2 separate regions of the Homo sapiens genome follow, and region 2 is linked to region 1. A link is an interaction called in ENCODE POLR2A ChIA-PET data of the cell type or tissue named here. Cell type or tissue: HepG2. All regions are shown on one strand. Links, peaks and the distances in the headings refer to the core of each region. The heading gives the core; the rest is flanking DNA. Region 1 has its middle 66 kb from the start of NHLRC1. Region 2 overlaps TPMT (thiopurine S-methyltransferase).

Region 1 (7,677 bases), core at 1,215-5,214:
TAAAAAAATTTTTTAATAGAGACAGAGGTCTCACTATGTTGCCCAGGTGGGTCTTGAGCTCTTGGGCTCCAGCAATCCTCCTGCCTCAGCCTCCCAAAGTGCTGGGATTACAGGAGTGAGCACCACAGCCTGCCAGGATGGCTACTTTTTTAAGAAAGCCGAACAAATAGAAAATAACAAATGTTGGCCAGGCACAGTGGCTCACGCCTGTGATGCCAGCACTTTGGGAGGCCGAGGCAGACGATCGCGAGGTCAGGAAATCAAGACCATCCTGGCTAACATGGTGAAACCCCGTCTCTACTAAAAATACAAACAAATTAGCCAGGCATGGTGGCGGGCGCCTATAGTCCCTGCTACTCAGGAGGCTGAGGCAGGAGAATGGCATGAACCCGGGAGGCGGAGCTTGCAGCGAGCGGAGATCACGCTACTGCACTCCAGCCTGGGCGACAGAGCGAGACTCCGTCTCAAAAGAAAAAAAAAGAAAATAACAAATGTTGGCAAGCATGAAGAGCAATTGGAACACTTGTGCACTGTTGATGGGATTGTAAAATGGTGCAGTGACTATGAAAAACAATTGGTGGCTCCTCCAAAAGTTAAAAATGTAATTCCCGCAAGATTCAGCGATTCCATTTCTGGGTATATTCCAAAAGAATTAAAGCAGAATCTCAAAGATGAGTAAATAAACAAAATGTGGTACATACTTCAATGAAATGTTATTCAGCCTTAAAACGGAAGGAGATCCTGTCACATGCTACAACATAGATAAATCTTGAGGACACCATCCCCTTAGCGTCCCTACAACCTAACAGAGATACTTGATCAGTGTTTGATGTTGATGGAAAGAGGATGAGCAAGAGGAGGAAGGAAAGGAGGCAGGCAGAAAGGGAGGAAGAAAGAGGCACACATAACTTGATTGGGACCAGATTATGAAATTTGCACCTGAAATGCAGGGCATGGTGTGGGGGATGAATAGGAAGCAGGAATCGCTCCCTGCTGCAATAAGAATTAAAGCCAAACTCTCTACAATAAAGGATGGCTCTGCACTGGCTCCTGCCCTCTTCTCTGGCGTCACTTTCTCCCACTGTCCTGCACCCACACTGGCTTTCTGCCCCTCTGTATTTCTTCACCTTCTCAGAGAGGCTTTTCCTAACCTCGAATTTTAAAGTAAGTCATTTGGTCTCAATAGTCTGTTTTACAGTCTCCTTAGCATTCTTCACTCTCTGAAATTCTTTTTTTTTTTTTTTTCTTTCTGAGACAGGATCTCACTCTGTCACCCAGGCTGGAGTGCAGTGGTACGATCATGGCTCACTGCAGCCTTGACCTGTCGGGTTCAACGTGATCCTCCCACCTCAGCCTCTCAAGTAGCCAGATAGCTGGAACCACAGACGCATGCCACCATGCCTAGATAATTTGTTTGTTTTGTTTGCTTGTTTGTTTGTTTTAAATAGAAACAGGGTTTCAACATTTTGCCCAGGCTGGTCTCCAACTCCTGAGCTCAAAGCGATCCTCCTGGCCCCAACCCTAAAGTGCTGGGTTTACAGGCATGAGCCACCATGCCCAGCCTGAAATTATTTCTATTTGTGTGTGTTTACTGTAAGTTTCTCCTATAGAATGAAGGTTCCAAGAGAACTGAGCTTTGCCTTGCCTCACCACTACTTCCCCAGCATCCAGAACAGGATCTACAATGCTTGATGCACAGAAGAGGCTGGATAACTATTTGCTGTGAGGGATGTGCTCTTCCATACTCCACTTTAAAGATGAGAAAACAAGGCTCACAAAGGAAAAGTAACTTAGCTGAATCCATATAGCTTGGTGGAGCTGAGATTCCATCCCAGATCTATTTAGTTCCAGAGCCTGAACTTCTTAACCACATCACTAAAACTGTACTGCACCAGTTAATGTTGACAAATAAGTTGGCATGTGTGTGATGGAGGAAGGCTCCTGGGTACAGCTGTATCATTAGGGTCTCCCTTTGGTAACGCACCGGAGGAGACCTCTAACTTCAATGGTGCGAGTGGATCTCCATGGAAACAGGTAGACTGAGTCACATAGGTTTATTTAAAATGGTGCTTCTCAAACTTGAACTAGCTTCAGAATCACTGGAGAATTTGTCAGAAATACAGATTGTGAGGCTGGGCTCAGTGGCTCACGCCTGTACTCCCAGCATTTTGGGAGGCCAAGGCAGGTGGATCACTTGAGGTCAGGAGTTCGAGACCAGCCTGGCCAACATGATGAAACCCCCCTCTCTACTAAAAATACAAAAATTAGCTGGGCATGGTGGCGCACACCTGTAATCCCAGCTACTTGGGAGGCTGAGGCAGAAGAATTGCTTGAACCTGTGAGGCGGAGGTTGCAGTGAGCCAAGACTGCACCATAGCTCTCCAGCTTGGGTGACAGAGCAAGATGCTGTCTCAAAAACAAAACAAAACAACAACAACAACAAAAACAAAAACACAGATTGTGGTTGTTCTTCCCTACCCCAGCCCCAACCACCTTGAGACCTCCCTCCCAGTTTTGGATACAGTAGGCCTAGGTTGGGATTCAAGAATTTGCATTTCTAACCCCAAATCACACTTGAGGGAAAATAAAATACTTAATTAGAATGGATGAGTGGATAACTTTTTAAAAGTGGCTTAATTGGGGATTGATAGTTAAGTGTTAAAGCAAGTGTGTTAAATGTAAATAGTAGAATCAAAAGGACAGGAGTGTGGAGATTCACTGTAAAATCTTCCAACTTGCCTATGTTTGAAATTTTTTACAAGAAAATGCGGCAGGAACAGCAGGAGGGGGATGGGGGGACTTAATAAAAGATTAAGAACCATAATGGAATATAGGCAGCAAATTAGCAGGGACTGTGTTACTACAGAATTAAAGCAACCTGCAAAGTAATGTTAAAATTAATTACATGTATAGACTAATAAGCTGTTTACACGTCACCATCATCTAAAGACTTAATTGAGTGCTTATCTAACATGACCTTTGCTTCAGTTTGTGACAGGAAATGATTAAACAGTGTGCCAACAGAAAAACATCAATCAATTGCTGTTAGTACAGGTTAAATCCTGTGCAGTGAAGACAGAGCAGAGCTTGTATTGCAAAATGTGCTCACTTTTTTTTCCAAGCCCGGGATGAGCACTCACAGAAAAAATACTTTGATAACAATCAGAAATTATTCAATAATCTTATACTGCAAATGCTTTCTATAGCCGTTCATTCATTCATTCAATTAATTGGACAACTATTTATTAAAAGTCTACTATGTGCCAGCACTGCAGGAGACTGAAGATTCTTTTTTCTTTTTCTTTTCTTTTTTTTTTTTTTTGAGACAGAGTGTCACTTTGTCACCCAGGCTGGAGTGCAATGGTACGATCTCGGCTCACTGCAACCTCCGCCTTCCAGTGACCAGTTCAAGCGATGGTCCTGCCTCAGCCTCCCAAATAGCTGGGATTACAGGCGCCTGCCACCGCATCCAGCTAATTTTTGTATTTTTAGTAGAGATGGGGTTTCACCATGTTGACCAGGCTGGTCTTGAACTCCTGACCTGAGATGATCCATCCGCCTCGGTCTCCCATAGTGCTGGGATTATAGGCTTGAGCCACCTTGCCTGGCCAAGATTTTTTTTTAATCGATGAGTAATGTAAAAGAACACCAGCCCTCATGGAGCTTACATTCCACTGAAGAGACAAAGATCAAATAAATAAAATACAAGCCACCTGGTGTAAATGCAATGGAGAAAAATGAAGATGGGAAACAGGGTAGGGAGTGCTGGATGGGAAATGGGACTGGGTTGTAGTTCTAAATAGGATGTTTAGGAAAGGGTGTTTCCAGAAGGTAACTTTTGAGTAAGACCTGAGGAAGGTAGAGGAGTGAGTCATGTAGAAATCTGAGAGAGGAACCCTTCAGGGAGAGAAATCAGCCTGTGTAAAGGCCAGAAAGTGAGAATACACCCAGGGAATCCAGCAAACAGCAAAGAAGCCGCAGAAGTTGGAGGGGATGGAGCAAGGGGACAGTGGTAGGAGCCAAGAACGGAGAAGTAGAGGTGACAGTTGGGGGGAAACTATGTCATCCTTTGAAGCCCTTGTATAAGTCACTGTGACCGCTGGAGGATTAGTGACATGATTTGCCTGACATCAAATATTTGTTATTACCAGTGCCGTGAAGATGCTGAATGAATATGGTGCTAACTCTGCCTGCAGGGAGCTGACCTGTTCCTAAGAGATATATTCACAAACACTTAGAACACAGTGATGAATTGCAAAATATAAACCCAGTGAAGGGGAGCTGTTTACCTCTGAGGTGATCAGGGAAGGCTTCCCAGGACATGTGGACGGACGCAGAGGAGTGGATGAGATTTTGGCTGGAAAAAAAAAATCATGGAGATGAGAGTGCAGAAGGGTACAGGGACTATAGAAGCTAGAGCTTGTAAGAGGTGGTGGAAGGTAAGACTCAGAGGCTGGGTCATTGAGGCCACCTCCAAGAAGCCCTTGAATGTTGTAAGGAGTTTGGACCTTACAGGAATGGGAAACCACCAGAATCTTTGAACATAGAAATTCATCATTAACTATAAGGTTAATCTGGGCAGTGAGGTTTCATTTAGGTTTTTCTTTTCCTCTTTGTTCTTTTTTTTTTCAATTTTTAAAATAATTTTTAAATTTTAAATGGTGATAAAAATAACATGCAATTTACAATGTCAATCATTTTTAATTAAGTTTCAGTAGCTTCTGTGGTGTTAAGTATTATTACATTGTGGTACAACAGGTCTCCAGAACTTTTTCATCTTGCAGAAATGAAACTGTGCCCATTGAACAGAAATTGCCCATTTTCTCCTCCCCCAAGTCCCTGGCAACCATCATTCTACTTTCTGTCTCTATGTATTTGAATGCTCTAGGTACCTCCTATAAGTGGATCCATACAATATTTGTCATTTGTGACTAGCTTATTTCACTGAGAATAATGTCCTCAAGGTTTATTTATTTATTTATTTATTTATTTACTTTTTGAAACCGAGTCTCACTCTGTTGCCCAGGCTGGAGTTCAGTGGCGCGATCTCGGCTCACTGCAACCTCTGTCTCCCAGGTTCAAGTGATTCTGCCTCCTCAGCCTCCTGAGTAGCTGGGATTACAGATGTGTAGCACCATGCCTGACTAATTTTTATATTTTTAGTAGAGACGGGGTTTCACCATGTTGACCAGGCTGGTCTTGAGCTCCTGACCTCAGGTGATCCACCTGCCTCGGCCTCCCAAAGTGCTGGGATTATAGGCGTGAGCCACTGCACCTGGCCTTGATGTCCTTCCTTTTTAAGGCTGAATAATATTCCACTGGATGTATAGACCACATTTTGTTTATCCGTCCATCCACAAATGCATACTTGAATTGCTTCCATCTTCTGGCTATTGTGAATAATGCTGCGATGAACATGGGTATGCAAATGCTTCTTTGAGATCTTGCTTCCCATTCTTTTGGATGCCCAGAAGTGGAATTGCTAGATCATATGGTAATTCTGGTTTTAATTTTTTGAGAAGCCACTATACTATTTCCATAGCAGCTGCACCAGTTTACATTCACAGCAACAGTGCACAGAGTTCCAATTTCTCCACATGCTTACTGACTCTTGTTATTTTCTGTGTTTTTGATAGTAGACACCTACAGTGGGTGTGAGATTTCCTTTGTTGGTGGTGGCTTTTTGTTTTGTTTTGTTTTTTGAGTTAGGGTCTTGCTTTGTCACCCAGACTGGAGGGCTGTGTTGTGATCACAGCTCACTGCACCCTCGAACTCCTGGGCTCAGGCCATCCTCCCACCTCATGCTCCCAAAGTGCTAGGAACATAGATGTGAGCCACCATGGCTGGCCTCTGTTGTTTTTAATTGAAGTAGTTAGTACCCTCCAATTCCCTTCACCCCTTCTCATTGTCACCATCCTGATCTCCACACCAAGCGGACTTGCACTAACCGCTCCTATTTCTAGTTTTCTAGAATCAGCCATAACACATAGGCGTCCAAGCTGGAGAAACTTGGATTATCTGAGGCCCTTCCTTCCCAACATGTCACTGCACTTTCTTTTACTTAACATTTCATAGCATAAAGTTTGCTTCTTTGCTAGGTTCTGTGAACATAATGTGTATTTTAACCAGATTTAACAGAAAAAATTTCAAAATCCAGGAGAGAAAGGCATTTTATTTGCAGTTCCCTTAAAAGTGAAAGTGGAGCTCAGTGCCCTCTGGGCAGGATGATTGCAGCCTGAACAACAGGTTGTTTTTGGCCTCTAACGATCCAGACTTAAAGTGCATCCCATTTTTATTGTTTGACTGTTAAGATGTGTGACTCTAGTTGATTAGATAAGGAATTCTAAGCAAGGCAGTGCAAGGGTGGAGGAGGAAGATGATAACATTAAAGGCTTTTCTCTTTCAGTTCCTCATCTCAGAAGGTCTCCATCATCCTCTGAATTTCCGTCATAAAGATCCACTTAAAAACCATGTCCTTGGCAAGTGTTGATTCTTGTTTTAAAGTTTTCTGTTTTGAGTAAAAAGTCTTTAATTTTTTTCATCTGCCTTAAAAAAAACTGCGGTAAAAGTGCCCTGGGCCAAATTCTGCCCTTAGTTACTATTTCTAGAATCTTCTGATCCGTAGTCAGACGCGTTATCCATTGCGCCACTGGCCCTCGGTTCTTAGTTACTATTTCTATGGCATTTGTATTGTACACATAAGCAAAGTCTGAGGTTGATTCTGGCACGAACTTTTAACAATAACAACTTCCATCTGTATGTCATTTGATATTGTGAAAGTGATTACCTGTACAGTTGCTCATTTGATCCACACATACACAAAAACTGTGCAATACATAAGCCAGAAATATTTTACAGGTGAAGTAACTGAAACTCAAGGGAGGTTAAGTGGCTGACGGAGGGCCACACAAGCACAAGTGGGTCTCAAGCCCAGATTTCCTGATTCTTAAACCTATGCCAAGGAGGGTGTGGTTTTGGCGATTATGAAATTACCAATACATACACAAAGATTATTATATTCTTCTCATAACACATGTGGTGCTTCCAAGATATATGAAAAGTGGGAAAGAAAACATAATTAAGTGACATAAACCAAATTTGTGAAATACAGGACACGGGTAAGTACTTTGCAAGAACTATTGGGAAGGAATACAATAAATTGCAAACTACTAGAGGGCAGTGGCTGAGGTTAATTTGTCTTTGTATTTTAGATCATCCTCAAGTGCACATCTTGCACTTAGTTGAGTACTGACTGAATGAAGGAATCAGTGAACACAGCTACCTGGAGTCCTAGAGGAACAGGCTTTGATGTGGCTGGGAGAACTTTCAAGTTCTCCCAAGAATAAAAGCCCCAACTGGTTAACCGGAGCCTGATTGTGCACAGCCAGAGAGCAGGAAGAGAGGAAGAAAGGGATAAAGAGATGGCCTTGGCTGGGCTTGGTGGCTCACGCCTGTAATCCCAGTACTTCGGGAGGCTGAGGCGGGCAGATCACGAGGTCAGGAGATCAAGACCATCTTGGCTAACACGGTGAAACCCCGTCTCCACTAAAAATACAAAAAATTAGCCGGGCATGGTGGCGGGCGCCTGTAGTCCCAGCTGCTCGGGAGGCTGAGGCAGGAGAATGGCGTGAACCCGGGAGGCGGAGCTTGCAGTGAGCCAAGATCGTGCCACTGCAC
Region 2 (7,677 bases), core at 1,897-5,896, 89 kb before region 1:
CACACTACTGTACCCCAGGCTGGGAGACAGAGTGAGACTCCATCTCAAAAATAAAACCAGAAATAAAAAAAGAAAGAAATATTTTTAAAAAGTCATACTGCTAAGAATAATAGGTTTTCATTTAGTTCATCAATAGAATTCCAATGACCTTAAATGACAACATTGCAAATATTTTCCACGTAGGCACGGAAGACATATGCTTGTGAGACAAAGGTGTCTCTGAAACTATGGATGGTACAAGAACTTCACTTGACATTGAAGAGTACTCGGATACTGAGGTACAGAAAAACCAAGTACTAACTCTGGAAGAATGGCAAGACAAGTGGGTGAACGGCAAGACTGCTTTTCATCAGGAACAAGGACATCAGTAAGAAATATTTGGTATACAATAGAGAAATGTTCTATCAAAAAGTGACTTTGAGATAGAAATAATAAAAGTACACATTATTTGACTAACTTTTAGGATGCACATTTAATTCTTCACATTTTTGTGTCTCCCGAGTCACAGTGCATCTGTGGCATGATGTAGTTTAATTGGCAGAGTCTTTTCTTCCCACAGTGTGTAAATAATGGTGTGGCTTACAAATGATGACATCTTAGATTTATAAAATATGTTCTTTGATCCCTACGGCACCTATGTATTGGCCCTGAATATTTATACCTACAACAGGTGCTCAAGCAATGTTTATGCTTACAATTCTTCATACTGAAAATCAGTGGTGTCTGACTTTGCTTTCCAATAGGATGTGTTCAGATGTTAAAGAATTATCTCTATGGTGGGAGAAAAGAAGTTGCGAGAAATTATAAAGTGAGTTAGGATGTTGTGCAATGTAGTAGTAGTCTTCATAGCAGCAATAAATCATGGGACCAGTGCTGAGTAAAGTGGTTGTTAGAGACATTCCTTGTTCTGGGCAGCCACGCCCATCTCCCCAGGAGATGACATCATCATCATCATCATCATCATACCAGAAACACTGGGTTATTTCTGTCATGTGGATGGCCTTAGAAGAGCCACATCTCCACAGAGGGAATTACAAGAAACTACAGGAGTTACACTTCTCAGGTTTACTTCCGAGGCTTGAGTACACGTTTAGAGAACGTACCATGAAATTAATGTTGAAAAATCCATGGCTCCAGAGGCTCCATCACCCCCAAAATAGTACATATTTAGAGAATTAATAAAGAATTTTCAAAACATCCCCAAGAAAAAAAAATTATTTTTAATTACTAATCAGGAAAGCCCTGGGTGTAAGTCAGATTTACCACTGACTGGGTGTGTGTCTGAGCAAGTTACCTGTTTCTTCATATGTAAGCTGGAGATTATAATAATTAATAGTAACTGCTTATTAAGGTTGTTGGGAATATTAAGTGAGATAATGAATGAAAAGTGTTCACCTACCATACAATTGTCCTAAAACCTTTTTTTTTTTCCTCTTCAGGCTATTAAAGAAGCATTTAGATACTTTCCTTAAAGGCAAGAGTGGACTGAGGGTATTTTTTCCTCTTTGCGGAAAAGCGGTTGAGATGAAATGGTATGAGCAGATAAACATTAACAGAATTATCTTGCCTTAATGATGAATTCTTTGGGTGATTTAACAGGATGTGAGTTTTAAAACTCCATTTTCAGGAAATACACAGAAATTCCTTATTTTTCTATTAGTGATGGGTATATAATTGGAAATAATATTCTCAAACAGTAAGAAACAACAGAAACAGGTATGAAGTCTTTCTGGATTGAGTTTTGAAATTAAAAAATCAGTTTGGAGCCAATGGGGGGAGAAAAAACAGCCTTCCCTTTTACATTTCCTGGATCCTTGTATGTGGTTCAGTTTTTGTAGGTGGTTTAGGAATTTAGCTAAGTTAATTTTTAGATATTTGAAATGGTGGTGGACAGAGAAATTCAAAATGAATTACAGCTTTTTGGCAGGACAATGTTCATAGTCCACAGTTCAGCTCAACCTTCCCCTCCCACCAGGGAACACAGGAGTTTCTGTTATCGTGAATCATTGTTATAAAACCAGTGATTAAGAAAGTATTTCTTGTGAGTAATTCTCTACAAAGAGAATTCACTTTAACAAGCCACTTTTACTATGAGTTACCCTAAAGTCACCTCGACATCATTCTCTATACTGAACTCTCTTGTAATGATAATATACAGATACAATCATACCTGCCAAGATATGCATTTATTTATAAGCTTGAATGTTGAGAACTTTGACCACTGAGCAGGAAAGAAAAAAGAATGTATGAAAAGGTTAGTAAATGCGCCAGGTGTGGTGGCCTCCGCCTGTAATCCCAGCACTTTGGGAGGCCAAGACAGAAGGATCTCTTGAGCCCAGGAATTTGAGACCAGTCTGGACAACATAGACCCTGCCTCAAAAAATAAATTTAAAATAAAATATTAATAAATGTAAAATATAATAACCTAAAAAATGGTCTATTCTGAATATAAATATCGGTGACTAACGCAGAGTATGCATGCATTTTTTGGGAGTTGATTTTCAAGTAGAGATGATAGAATTTTTGCAGCCAGCAACCAATCAACTGTAGCTGAGAGCCTTTGTTAGAGGGCTGCTATGACTTTAAGATTCAAGTGTGGTCATGAAATTGAGAATATTTAAACTATATTATGACATATATTTTAACCAATTCATTGAGCCAGAAGAGATAGTTACTTTCAAAATTACCCTCAAAAAAAATTAACTCTATAAACAGATTGTCATGTGATGTCACCATAAATGGTAACAATGTAGTACAAACAGGTTCTGAGGCAACATTAGGAAAATGGTATGAAATAGCCAATTAAATGTGATTGTTGAATATTTGGGGTCTAAAGCCATTTGTAATAAAGACATTACAAAAAATATCAGAACTGGCCAGGTGCGGTGGCTCACACCTTTAATTAGGTGAGCGGATCACTTGAGGTCAGGAGTTCGAGACCAGCCTGGCCAACATGGTGAAAACCCATCTCTACTAAAAATACAAAAATTAGCCAGGCATGGCAGCGTACGCTTGTAATCCCAACTACCTGAGAAGCTGAAGCAGGAGAATTGCTTGAATCCAGGAGGCGGAGGTTGCAATGAGCCCATGCACTCCAGCCTAGGTGACAGAGTGAGACTCTGTCTCCAAAAAATATATATATATGTATATATACGTAAATACAGTTATTTTTATGTATATATATATATGAACTGAGCTACTGTAATTACATGTAAGAAGTTAAGAAGTTATGATAGTAGATGATTTTTCATTTATGTAACTGATCTATGTATTGAGGTCTATACAGACATGAGATGTGAATAGAAAAACTGACCATGAGCTAAGGCCAAAAAGCATTAAAACAAAATGTTTAAGATATTTAGGTTTAGGTTTTTGGTTTTTTGAGACAGTCCCACTCTGTCACCCAGGGTGGAGTGCAGTGGCATGATCATAGCTCACTGCAACCTTGAACTCCTGGGCTCAAGAGATCCTCCCTCCCAACATGCTGGGATAACAGGCATAAGCCACCACACTTGGTCTTATTTTGTTTTTATTACAGGTTGTAGTAGGCTATGCTTCATTTTTCCATCTGTTGAATGGGAAATAAAAACACATACAGCCAATTTGAATAATGTTTTTGTTTACATTTTATAACTTAAAAAATGTAGGGAGAATTTTTAAACTCCCTGTATGTTTACAGATATCCTAAGAAATACGAAAGATGAAAGACAAGTTATATGTTTCATTTTACAACTAAACAGTTCATGCTCTGCCCACATTGAAAGTACGTACTCTTTTGTAGATAAAAGGTACAGTCAGTCCTGCTATACTTGTTTCAAAACTGAATTCTAACTCAATTGATATATTAGGGAAAAATTTGAGCATGAAATAAATTTCACATTTGCTTGTGTGTGATTTCATCTATAAGAAGCCTTAGGTAAAAGCAGAAAACTGCACCCAGTTGAACTAAACCAGGTATGAATAGATGGAATGCACCAACATCCCCCAGCTACCTTAGTGAGCATTAGGTCTTTTTCACCGTAAAGTGCCATATTGTAGTATTTATCTATTTCTCAACCATTTAACATGTATAAAACTGTTATTATTAGGTTCCTGTTTTTGTTTTTTAATGTGGCACTGACCAAGTTTTTAAATGCTGTGCCCTCACTTTCCCCACCAGCCTGGGGATTTTTAGTGCGTGATTTAGCATAGTGCAGTGATTTTAGGAAGGCACTTGTTACATTATAGCAGAACTATGTTTTTATTTCACTTGACATAAAATCATAACTGTGCCTAGATATTTGTACCACTGGTACTGTTTTCTCTTGAGTCCAAGATCCTGAGACTGAATTCTGTTCATTATAAAACTTACCAGGACTGTAATCCCAGCACTTTGGGAGGCTGAGGCAGGCAGATCATTTGAGGTCAGGAGTTCGAGACCAGCCTGGCCAACACGGTGAAACCCCGTCTCTACTAAAAATACAAAAATTAGCCGGGTATGGTGGGGCACACCTGTAATCCCAGCTACTCTGGAGGCTGAGGCAGGAGAATTGGTTGAACTCGGGAGGTGGAGGTTGCAGTGAGCTGAGATTGTGCCACTGTACTCCAGCCTGGCTGACAGAGTGAGATTCTGTCTCAAAAAAAAAATTTTTTTTGAGGAAAAAATTTTCCTCTTTTCCTCAAAATTACCAGGAAAAGCCCGGGTGTGGTGGCTCACGCCTGTAATCCCAGCACTTTGGGAGGCTGAGGCAGGTGGATCACCTGAGTTCGGGAGCTCGAGACCAGCCTGGCCAACATGGTGAAACCCCGTCTCTACTAAAAATACAAAAATTAGCCAGGCATGGTGACAGGCACCTGTAATCCCAGCTACTCAGGAAGCTGAGACAGGAGAATCGCTTGAACCCAGGAGGTGGAGATTGCAGTGAGCCGAGATTGTGCCATTGCACTCCATCCAGCCTGGGCAACAAAGTGAGACTCCGTCTCAAAAATAAATAAATAAATAAATAAAATTACCAGGACAATGCTATTTGTATATGATAAAATATACAAATTTTTGGATAGTGTTTATTTTAAGCAAATGGAAACTACAAGATTAGTATACAAATGAGTGCTAATGTTCTAGACCTGTTCACTTTAGTACAGTAGCTACTAGCCACATGTGGCTATTTAAATGTAAACTAAATAAAATGTAAAATTCAGTTCCTCAATCACGAGGAACCAATGTGGCTAATGCCTATTTTATTGGACAGCGACAGATATAGACATTTTCATCAATGCAGAAAATTTTAATGGGCAGTGCTGATTTAGAGAAATTGAAAAGCATTTCCTCTAGTCAAATCAATTTGTATTAAATCAGTATTTTGTTATATATCTATAATTACATTCCAACTGTTTCATACATAAAAAAAGATATATATAATTTTCCAAATTTTTATTGTTTCCTGAATTCATATAAGTCAGTTTTTCAGAATTTTTATAAGGTTTGAAAATAATATAGATCTGCTTTCCTGCATGTTCTTTGAAACCCTATGAACCTGAATTCATATAAATTCCTCTAAATTAAAGAAAATATATGCTTACTCTAATATAACCCTCTATTTAGTCATTTGAAAACATAATTTAAGTGTAAATGTATGATTTTATGCAGGTTTGCAGACCGGGGACACAGTGTAGTTGGTGTGGAAATCAGTGAACTTGGGATACAAGAATTTTTTACAGAGCAGAATCTTTCTTACTCAGAAGAACCAATCACCGAAATTCCTGGAACCAAAGTATTTAAGGTTTGTTTTGATTTGGGTAAATAATTGTATCCATATCCCCACAAAAGTTTTTCTCAGTGTGAGTATTATGAGGATACCATTCATGTGTCCGATGGTTCCTATTTAGCACGCAGATTCACTGTAGATACTATATAGTATAAGAAGCAAGGGCTTAAAAATATAGGTGATAGCTACCTAAATAGGTATAGACATATGTATATAAAAGCTGAGGTCAAAGCCTCTCTGTACTCAAGCTTTTAGGCTTGTTTTATTTTTATTAACACGCATTTTCTGAGAACCCATCATGTGCCAGACCCTGCCTAAGACATTGAAGAGATAAAGATAACACAGCACACCCCCCTCACTCCCACCCCTAAAGAATCTCTTAGTTTAGGAGAGAAGAGAAACAGGGACAAAGCTATTTGTAATGCATGGAGCTAAGTGTAAAGACACAGGGTATTAAGGGAAGAGATGGGAGTTACCTGCCCAACCTGGCGGTGCTTCCTGAAGCATGGTGACAGATAGAGCTGGAATCAGGCAGGGCCTGGGTCCATGGTCTTGGACACCTCGGGAAGATACTACTTAAATCACCCATGAGGCCTCATAGGAAGTGATTTGAAGGGAAGTAGCCTCCTGGCAGAGAGACAGGAGGCTATGGCAGTGGTCCAGGAAAGACATCATGAATCCCTGAGCAAGGAGAGTGATGGGGCATAGAGAGTGGTTAGGATGGATTAAAGCAACATTTACGATAGACCCGCAGGATTCTGTGACCGAATGAGGACCAAAGGAGCGATGAGTTCACATTTCTGGCTCAGATGACTGGCTGGATGGTCAAGAATAAATGAGAAGGGCAGAAAGAATGAATCTTTTTCTAGAGATGATGAGTTTAAGGGACCTGTGGAGTGGTGAAGGTTTTATGTCTGAAGCATGGAGTGAGGTTTGGGCTCAAAATGATAGGTTTGGGAGTGGTCTTTATGCTGTGAGCAGAATGAGCCAGTGTAAATAAACAAACACTACCCAAGTGGGAACAAGCAGAGAGAATCTGGCAGAGACTCAAAGGCAGGCAGAGGAGTGGGGAAGCTTAAAAGTGGACAAAAGTAAAAGCTCCCGGCATGTGCTGTTGCGAGGCTGTTGGCACAGGGAAGCTGGAGGTGGGCAACTAGGAACGGGGCATCCTATGTGATTGGTTTGGGGAGCATGTTTGCCTTTCTCTGGCTGATCCTAAATTGGAAGAAGTGTGGTAGTAAAAATCAGGGAAGCTGGCAGTCATTGACCAAGTCACTGCAGAGGTTGTGAAGTGGCTACCTTGTCTGGGGTAAATTCCCCAGGTTCGTCGTCTTGTGCCAGGAAAATTTAGGACAGAGACACACATGAGGAGTTCAGGAGTGGAGGTTTAATAGGCAAAAAAAAAAGAGAAAGAGAAAATAAAACAGCTCTCTCTTTAGTGAGAGAGAGGGGACTTCCGAGAGGAAAAAACCTGCCAGGTGTAGAAGCGCCGGATTTTATAGTGCAGCCTGAGGAGTCAGTGTCTGATTTACATAGGGCTCACAGATTGGTTTGATCAAGTGTGATGTTTACATAACGTGCTGGGAAGGCTGGTCGCCCCACCCTAATCTTATTATGCAAATGAACTCTTCCCTTCGCTGGCACCATGTTGTCTGCTTCTTACTCTACAGGTGGCTGACAGAGAAGGGAAGATAGAGCCACCATTTTGAACATGATTGGCACAAACTGCCGGCATCTATGTCTGCAGCTCGATTTTATAGGCTGCTCTTTGTTAGAAAGGAAAAATGATTTGAGGCTGCTTTTCATTAAGAGGAAAACCTTCCGTATCCTCCCTATCTGCCTTAGTAATTTCTTCTTAACTCCTGAATCAGTTGTGGGGTCAGAGTTGTATTGTCATATAGGATCTATTGTCCATCTGTATATTCAGTGTCTC

Evidence for each region. ChIA-PET counts read pairs that join two places held together with the same protein. Peaks named below come from ENCODE experiments on the same cell type or tissue, not always from the same donor. Only the 100,000 strongest peaks of a DNase experiment are listed, where the experiment ranks them.
Region 2: POLR2A ChIA-PET joins it to region 1 with 5 read pairs; 4 of 35 experiments call an interaction of 5 or more read pairs at or near these places.

What each region holds. Positions count from the first base shown.
Region 1 is chr6:18,052,365-18,060,041 of GRCh38, reverse strand. No RefSeq gene overlaps it. Among named protein-coding and RNA genes, the nearest start is that of NHLRC1, 66 kb to the left of the region's middle. In HepG2, for the core only: no CTCF peak of the experiment used is centred there; a DNase peak (open chromatin) is centred at 3,041; H3K4me3 peaks cover 267 bases.
Region 2 is chr6:18,141,678-18,149,354 of GRCh38, reverse strand. TPMT (thiopurine S-methyltransferase) reads left to right here. Exons shown (of 9, transcript NM_000367.5): 2 at 184-367; 3 at 1,440-1,532; 4 at 5,627-5,759. The coding sequence starts at 228. Among named protein-coding and RNA genes, the nearest start is that of TPMT, 9.6 kb to the left of the region's middle. RefSeq lists an enhancer at 1,436-2,635. In HepG2, for the core only: no CTCF peak of the experiment used is centred there; a DNase peak (open chromatin) is centred at 1,964.